2 separate regions of the Homo sapiens genome follow, and region 2 is linked to region 1. A link is a loop called in an ENCODE intact Hi-C map of the cell type or tissue named here. Cell type or tissue: heart right ventricle. All regions are shown on one strand.

Region 1 (4,000 bases):
ATAGTATTCAGCTTTCAAAAAGGAGATCCTGCCATTTACAACAAAACAAATGAAACTGGAGGACACTGTCTTAAGTGACACAAGTCAGACGTAGGAAAAAAAAAAAACACTAAATGATCTCTTCTATATGTGGAATCTTAAAAAAAAAAAAGTCAAATACATAGAAACAGAGACTAGAACAGTGGCTAGGAGAGTAGGGGAGATGCAGGTCAAGGGAACAAAGTTGCAGTTATGTAGGATGAATAAATCTAGAGATCTAAAATATAGCATGAGGGCTGGGCACGGTGGCTAATGCCTGTAATCAATCCCAGCACTGTGGGAGGCCGAGGCAGGGAGATCACTTGAGGCCGGGAGTTCGAGAGCAGTCTGGCCAACTTGGCAAAACCCCATCTCCTCAAAAATACAAAAAATTAGCCAGGTGTGGCAGCACACACCCAGCTACTCCAATGGCTAAGGCATGAGAATCACCTGAACCCAAGGTGGAGGTTACAGTGAACGCAGATCATGCCATTGCACCCCAGCCTAGGTGACAGAGCAAGACTCTGTCTCAAAAAATAAATAAAGTTAGCAAGAGCAATATAATTAATATTAGCATATTATATACCAGAAATTTTCTAAAAGTAGATTTTAAATGTTCCTAGCACATACAAAAAAAGTAACTATGTGAGATGATGGGTATCTTAAATTGCTTACATACAGCAATCATTTCACTATGTATATCAAAACATCATGTGTACACATTAAATTTATACAATAAATAAGTAAGTAAGCCTGAAATAAACAAATAAAATGAGAGAGAAGAGACTGGTGAACAATATGTTACCATCCTGTGACTTTTGTGGGCTTATTTTGTAATCAGTAAAATGAAGTATTATTTGAAGTTTTTATAGCAGCAAAGGTGATTGTACTTTAAGACTATCCCAGGCCTTTACTGGTTCCATTCACAATCAGCACTCAGCATCTATTTTCCTGGGAACATCAGTTCATTAGAAAACCACGAAAAAAAAGAAAAATAATAATTTTTTTTTTTTTGAGATGGAGTCTCGTTCTTGTCCCCCAGGCTGAGTATAGCGGTGGGTCTCAGCTCACTGCAACCTCCACCTCCTGGGTTCAAGTGATTCTCCTGCCTCAGCCTCCCGAGTAGCTGGGATTACAGGCACCCGCCACCATGCTCAGTTAATTTTTGTTTTTTTAGTAGAGACGGGGTTTCACCATGTTGGCCAGGCTGGTCTCAAACTCCTGACCTCAGGTGATCCACCCACCTCAGCCTCCCAAAGTGCTGGAACTAACAGGTGTGAGCCACCACGCCCGGCCAAATAATAATTTCTTAAAAAGAAAACGAATGGAATATAAACTCATCAAGTGCCAGAATCTTTGATTTTCAATTAATGTGTTCCAAGCACCTGGAGCAGCACTCTTTCTGGGAATGAACCTAAATTTCCAGTGTTGCTGGGCAGCACTTGTTACCCTAAAAGATGGGGATTTCTTCATGTTGTCTTGGTTTTTTGGCACCGCTAAAATCTAATAGGATTGCCCTAACCCAGAACTTTAAACTCGCGGTTTAATTTTCATTACGACTGCCCTTCTTCCTTATGGAACTATGACAGGTTCCAAGATACTGCCATTACTGGTCCAAATAACTACCATACCATGGGTATCAATACGTACTGTATATACCGTTCAAAATAACTATGTACAATGTGAACCAGTAACTACCATATCACATATTCTAGCCTAAGAAATATTCTTAGAATTTCAGTTATCCTCTGTTAAACCCCAAAAGTATTTTAGAGCACAGGTACTATGAATCAATGTAGCACTTCCATTAAATGCAAAATGTTAAAATGAACAATCCTGACTAGGCCAGAACTAATGGACTTTACCTGCACATAATAAGCTACATGTATGAATGCAGTATTAGTGGACAATGTATTTCATTTTCAAGCTATAAGAACCAACCATCTGCAAGCATTAAGCACTCATCCACAAGGGGTCACCCGAATGACTACTATTCTTTTAATCACTTATCTCTGGTAAAAAAAAAAAAAAAAAAAAAAAAAAAAAAATATATATATATATATATATATATATATAAAGTATGACAACGTATTCTGTTGGTGCTTTCACACATTACTGGTGAGAATGCAAATTGGTATACTTGTGGAGGAAAATCTGGAATTTGGGAATATCTAACAAAACTACATGTGCACTTAACTTTTGAACCAGCAATCACACTTACAGAAATCTACCTTGAAGATACGGTTCTAACGATACCAAAATACTACGCGCAAGGCTATTTACATAAGAAACAACCTAAATGCCCATACATAGATGAATGGTTGAAGAGGTTAAGAAACATCTACACAGTCAAGTCACAGCTGTAAAAAAGAATAGGCTGGGTGCAGTGGCTCACGCCTATAATCCCAACACTTTGGAAGGCCAGTGTGAGAGGATCACTTGAGCCCAGGAATTCGAGACCAGCCTGGGCAACATGACAAAACCCCATCTCAAAAAATCAACAAATTAGCCAGGTATAGCGGTGCACACTTGTAGTCCCAGCTACTTGGGTGGCTGATGAAGGAGGATCGCTTAAGCCCAGGGGATTAAGGCCACAGTTTGAGCCATGATTGTACCACTGCACTCCAGCCTGAGCAACAGAGTGAGACTGTGTCTTAAAAAAAAAAAAGACCGAAGAAAATGAAAGGAATATCTCTTCAAAAGAATGACCTGATTTGGAGTCATTTCCAGGATATACTATTGAGTGAAAAAAAGTGCAAAAGAGTATAGTATACTCTCCACATAAAAAAGAAGGGAACAGGAAAACAATCTGGCAGTTGCTCAAAAAGTTAAACATACAGTAATCATATGACCCAGCAATTCCACTCCTAGGTATATATACCCATGAGAATTAAAAATATATGTCCACACAAAAAATTGTACATGAATGTACAAAACAGCATTATTCATAACAGCTAAGAAGTAGAAAACCAAATGTACCTCAACTGACGCATGAACAAAATGTAGTATATTCACATAACGGAATAACATTCAGTTATCAAAAGGAATGAAGTACTGATACATGCTACAACATGGATGAACCTTGACAAAATTATGCTAAGTGAAAGAAGCCAGGCACAAAACGCCACATATTATATGATCCATTAACACAAAACATCCAGAATAGGCAAACACACACAGACAGAAAGTAGACTGGGAAGCGGACCTGGGAAGTGACTGCTAATGGATACACAGTTTCTTTTGGGGGTGATGAAAGTGTTCCGGAATTAGATAGTTGTGATGGTTGCACCATCTTGTGAATATACTAGAAACCACTGAATTGTACACTTTAAAAGGGTGAGTTGTATGGTATGTGAATTGTATGGCAATAAGTAACTGTATCAGAAGAAAAGGAATATAAGAGAACACCCACATATATTTTCATTTGTGTAACAGAAATAAAGGAAGGGACAAACCAGAAACTAAAGAGACTATGTACCCACAGGGCATGGGCAAGAGGTAGAAACAAAGATGGAGGGATGGAAATGAGATAGTAAAAACAAGGAGAGAGTGACACTTTTCAGTACAACTTTTTTCCTTTTTTTTTTTTAAGACAAAGTTTTGCTCTTGTTGCCCAGGCTGCAGTGCAATGGCGTGATCTTGGCATACCGCAACCTCCGCCTCCCAGGTTCAAGTGATTCTCCTGCCTCAGACTCTTGGGTAGCTGGGATTACAGGCAAGCGCCACCACACCAAGCTAATTTTGTATTTTTAGTAGAGATGGGGTTTCTCCATGTTGGCCAGGCTGGTCTCAAACTCCCAACCTCAGGTGATCCGCCCTCCTCGGCCTCCCAAAGTGCTGGGATTACAGGCATGAGCCACCGCACCCAGCCCAGTACACCTTTTTATACAGTAGTGTTTAGTAGAAGCAGTGTTTAGTAACTATAATGTTTCATATGCCAAAAAATAATAATAATTAAAATCAACTAGGGTTGGAGGGAACC
Region 2 (4,000 bases), 75 kb before region 1:
AAGATTGTTACAGCGATTTATCATGCTGCCTTTAGGCATTCACTGTATAGGCAGAAAAACAGCTGATCTGAAAATAAAAATAACTGGTCATAGAAAAAACAGAAAGGTCTTCTGAGAGGGTCTGCTAAACCACTAATCGGCTTGCAATTTGTTATATTTGCCCCATCTCACCAGCTTTGAAAATACCATCTTAAAACTTCTCCTTTATGTGTTTCTCACTATTCCGGTGAGATTTAAGATTAGAACAAGGTATTATCATATAAAATGGATTATATAAATCACAAAACTGATGTTTATTATTTAGTTTTAGAAATACCTCACCTCATTATTGCAATAATTATCACTTACAAAGAGGGCCATGTGAAGCAGTAACAAGGTAGTTCCCCTTAAACATCTTCATTTTTGACTAATGAATACCAAAAGAATCACTAACTGATTTAAGATGCTTGGGGAAAGGGTTAGGTGGGAAAAAAAAATTTTGTCTTTGGCAAGACAAATAGGTGACTGACTGACAATTTGGCAACCCAAAATCAACAAAATCAAAACAATCAGCAATCTGAATGATTTTTTTTCTTTATCTTCAATAGATTTTGGTAAGATTATATAGATTCTTATCTTCATGCCATCAAATTTGAGAATTTGTTTTTGTCTTGCAATTATTTTAGGAAAGACTGCTGCTGAGAGATTAAACCACTTCAATTAAAAATAAAGAGCACTGTCCGGATGTAGTGGCTTAAGCCTGTAATCCCAGCACGTTGGGAGGCTATGGCAGGAGGATCACCCAAGCTCAGGAGTTCAATACCAGCCTGGACAATGTGGCAAGACCCGATCTCCACAAAAATTTAAAAAAATTGGTCAAGCATTGTGGCACAGGCCTGTGGTCCCAGCTACTCGGGAGCTGGGATGGGGAAGATCTCTTGAGCCCAGGAGGTAGGTCAAGGCTGCAGTGAGCCATGTTTGTGCCACTGTACTCCAGCCTGAGCAAAAGAGTGAGACCCTGAGTTCAAAATAAAATAAAATGAGAACATATATTTGTACTTGTTTCCAGATAACTTACTTAAGTATAGAATGCAACAAGATTCCAGTACATAAGGCATATTTTAGGAGATGTTAGGAACTAAAGATAACGACAGTGAAATAATGTATACTCAAAATCATCACAGAAGATTTCCTAAATCACTCATGAGGTATCATATACACTCATGCACCATTCGGTCAATAGCAGACCACATTATACAACAGTGGTCCCTTAAGATCTAACGGAGTTTTGATGCCAGTATTTTTACTGTAACTTTTCTATGTTTAGATATGTTTAGATACATACTTACCATTATATTACAATTTCTGAAGGTATTCAGTACAGTAACATGCAGTACAGGTTTGTAACCTAGGAGCAATAGGCTATACCATATAGTCTAGGAGCGTAGTAGGCTACACCATCTAGGTTTGTGTGGTACTCTCTACAATGTTCTCACAATAACAAAATGGCCTAATAACACATTTCTCAGAACATATCCCATTAAGTGACACATCACTGTAATACTGTCACTCAGTAAGGCCTACATAGAGTTTTCTCTTGCAGCGTTCCTTCGGTTGAGCACCAGATGAGAAATACTTGGCTTGCCTTTAGAGACTGGACCATACTATATAGTATGGTGGGAAGTCAGTACAGAAGAGGCCTGAAAGTGCTGAGACAGACTGAGGGAAAAGCAAATGTTGATCATTATTTCATGCTCAAGTTTAATGGTAAAGAAAACTATTCTTACCCATTAAAAGTATTTCTGACTTTATTTTTTTCACGCATATATATTTGATTTCATATAACTTAAGGTACTCATAATACAACTATTCTATACAGCAAACAGTTTACAAGTTCTCTTGGAATTCAATGTAATGGATTTATTATTATTATTACTATTATTACTACCACTACCAACTAATAGTTGAATAGTATTGGATAATCTATAGAAACTCTCAATTCTAATGATTATCTTATGTGATCACTTGTATGCAAAGCAGAAATTATTACTCCTTCATAAAAAAAGAAGCACATGATGCTCAAGGGGTGTCTGTTATTTGCCTGTGTGTATACATCAAATACATAAGCATCTTCTAACTTCAATTCATGGATTCTTACTACAAAAACCATAGTGAGAAACACGTAGAAGAGATATTCTTAAGGCAGCAACTAGCTAATGTAATGATGAATAGCTTGAAGATTTTTAGAACACAAGGCATTCTAGTTTCTCAGTGAATAATCAAATTATATGCTGATTTCAGCTTTTCTGCTCCTCTGCCTTGTCAATTAGTCATAAAACACTTTTATACCACTGCCTGACACAAGGTGGCCTCCTATACATGACAGAATAAGTGGCCAGCTCACTTTTTTACTGCCATAACTGATGGATACACAGGGACAAATATTGTCAGTCTATAATTATACCTGGCTCCTCCCTATCCTCAACAAACAAATAGGGTAAGAGTGAAAATACGCATGTAAAAGTTCGAAGCTTATAAGCTATAAAAGTACAAAGCTTATGAGCCTTTATAAAGGCTCATAAAATTCTGACTATCCTAAGCTTGACTTCACACTGTTTCTCAGAAACACCTAACTCTCTCAGAATATTTTCCATACCTAAGTGTTCTCTTTACCCTCCTTTTTGATCACCCTCTTGCCTTCTTAGTTCATATCACTGGCTCCATCAAGATCTAGTTCAGCTTTCCCCGACTATCCATAATGTTTTAGAAAAGGTTTAAGGGAAGCTAAATGCTAAAACATTTTAGAAAGTCAGTTTAATACAAAGAACAGAGGCTCCACTAAGATTTATCTGGGTCACATATGCCAGGTTAGAAAACCTGGTTCCTTCTCAGATACTCTACTTCAAACAGAAGAAGATATTTCATTTTAGCATGTTGCCTAAAAATGTATTTATTTGAACTTTAAAATTTAAATACAAGTATTACTTTTTAGTCACCTAATCCTCTGAAATACTCTAAGTCTTTTATACTCATCCCTTAGTCCTACCTGCCCTGTTGATGTCAAAGCAAGTGAAGACTGGCTCCCAGCACAAACTTTGCGAATGAACATTCCTTGTAAAGCTTCAATAACTTTAGGTTTATACACTCTGTTGGTATCACCATGACCAAGTTTACCTATAAAAACAAACACATTAAACAATTTACTTGTTTTAAAGAACCTCTACTCTTTTTAACACTACTAAAGTTGATAAGGAGCTCTAATGTTTCCATCACTAACCTGGCAGATATGAAAAGCTATGTTTCTGATAGCTGAGGATGTTAACAAACGAGCATTTTTATTACAAGAAAGTTAACAACCACTGATAGCCTTTTATATCTTAATTTCAAGCAATTAAAATCAAGCAATTTAAAATCACTTTAAAAGAAACATAGACAATTATTTTTCTGTCTTTCTCCCCCTTTAATGGCTATATTTCTAACTTCAAATTTGCTGACAAAATATACAGGTACTATATGCGTATAATTTTTCATAAACTTTAAAAAAGAATGTATATGCATATAATTTTTCATAAACTTTTTAAAAAATCAATAGCTCATGAAATTGAAAACTGGACAAATCATTAAAGAAGAAAAACAAATGGCCAATCATCTACAAATCCAACCACACCAGGAATAAAAAAAAGTATAAATTAAATGATACCATTTTCACTATTGAAATTATTTAATTAAATTTAATACATGCTGTTGTTGAAGACTATGGGGAAGTAAGCATTCACACTGCTAGTAGGAGTGACTAATTAAAGTAGACATAGATTTAGTCATTCATTGTGTTGTTAATACTGAAAAAAATTGAAACCATCTAGATACTCAACAATAAGAAACTGGTTTTATAAATTGTGCCACCATCAAATAAAAGAACACTTCAAGCCATTTAAAAGAATGATGTAGAGTCATGCTTGTTGATATAAAAAAGATACTCATGCCGGGCACGGAGGTTCATGCCTGTAATACAAGCACTTTG

Evidence for each region. Peaks named below come from ENCODE experiments on the same cell type or tissue, not always from the same donor. Only the 100,000 strongest peaks of a DNase experiment are listed, where the experiment ranks them.
Region 2: it touches region 1 in a loop (2.2-fold over the local background); 24 of 110 quality-filtered maps call a loop at or near these places.

The regions. Positions count from the first base shown.
Region 1 is chr15:63,824,750-63,828,749 of GRCh38, forward strand. All of the region lies in intron 1 of HERC1 (HECT and RLD domain containing E3 ubiquitin protein ligase family member 1), which reads right to left. Among named protein-coding and RNA genes, the nearest start is that of HERC1, 7.2 kb to the right of the region's middle. In heart right ventricle, a CTCF peak has its summit at 1,965 (motif pointing right); no DNase peak of the experiment used is centred here; H3K27ac peaks cover 639 bases.
Region 2 is chr15:63,749,933-63,753,932 of GRCh38, forward strand. HERC1 (HECT and RLD domain containing E3 ubiquitin protein ligase family member 1) reads right to left here. Exons shown (of 78, transcript NM_003922.4): 8 at 3,026-3,153. Among named protein-coding and RNA genes, the nearest start is that of HERC1, 82 kb to the right of the region's middle. In heart right ventricle, a CTCF peak has its summit at 2,351; no DNase peak of the experiment used is centred here.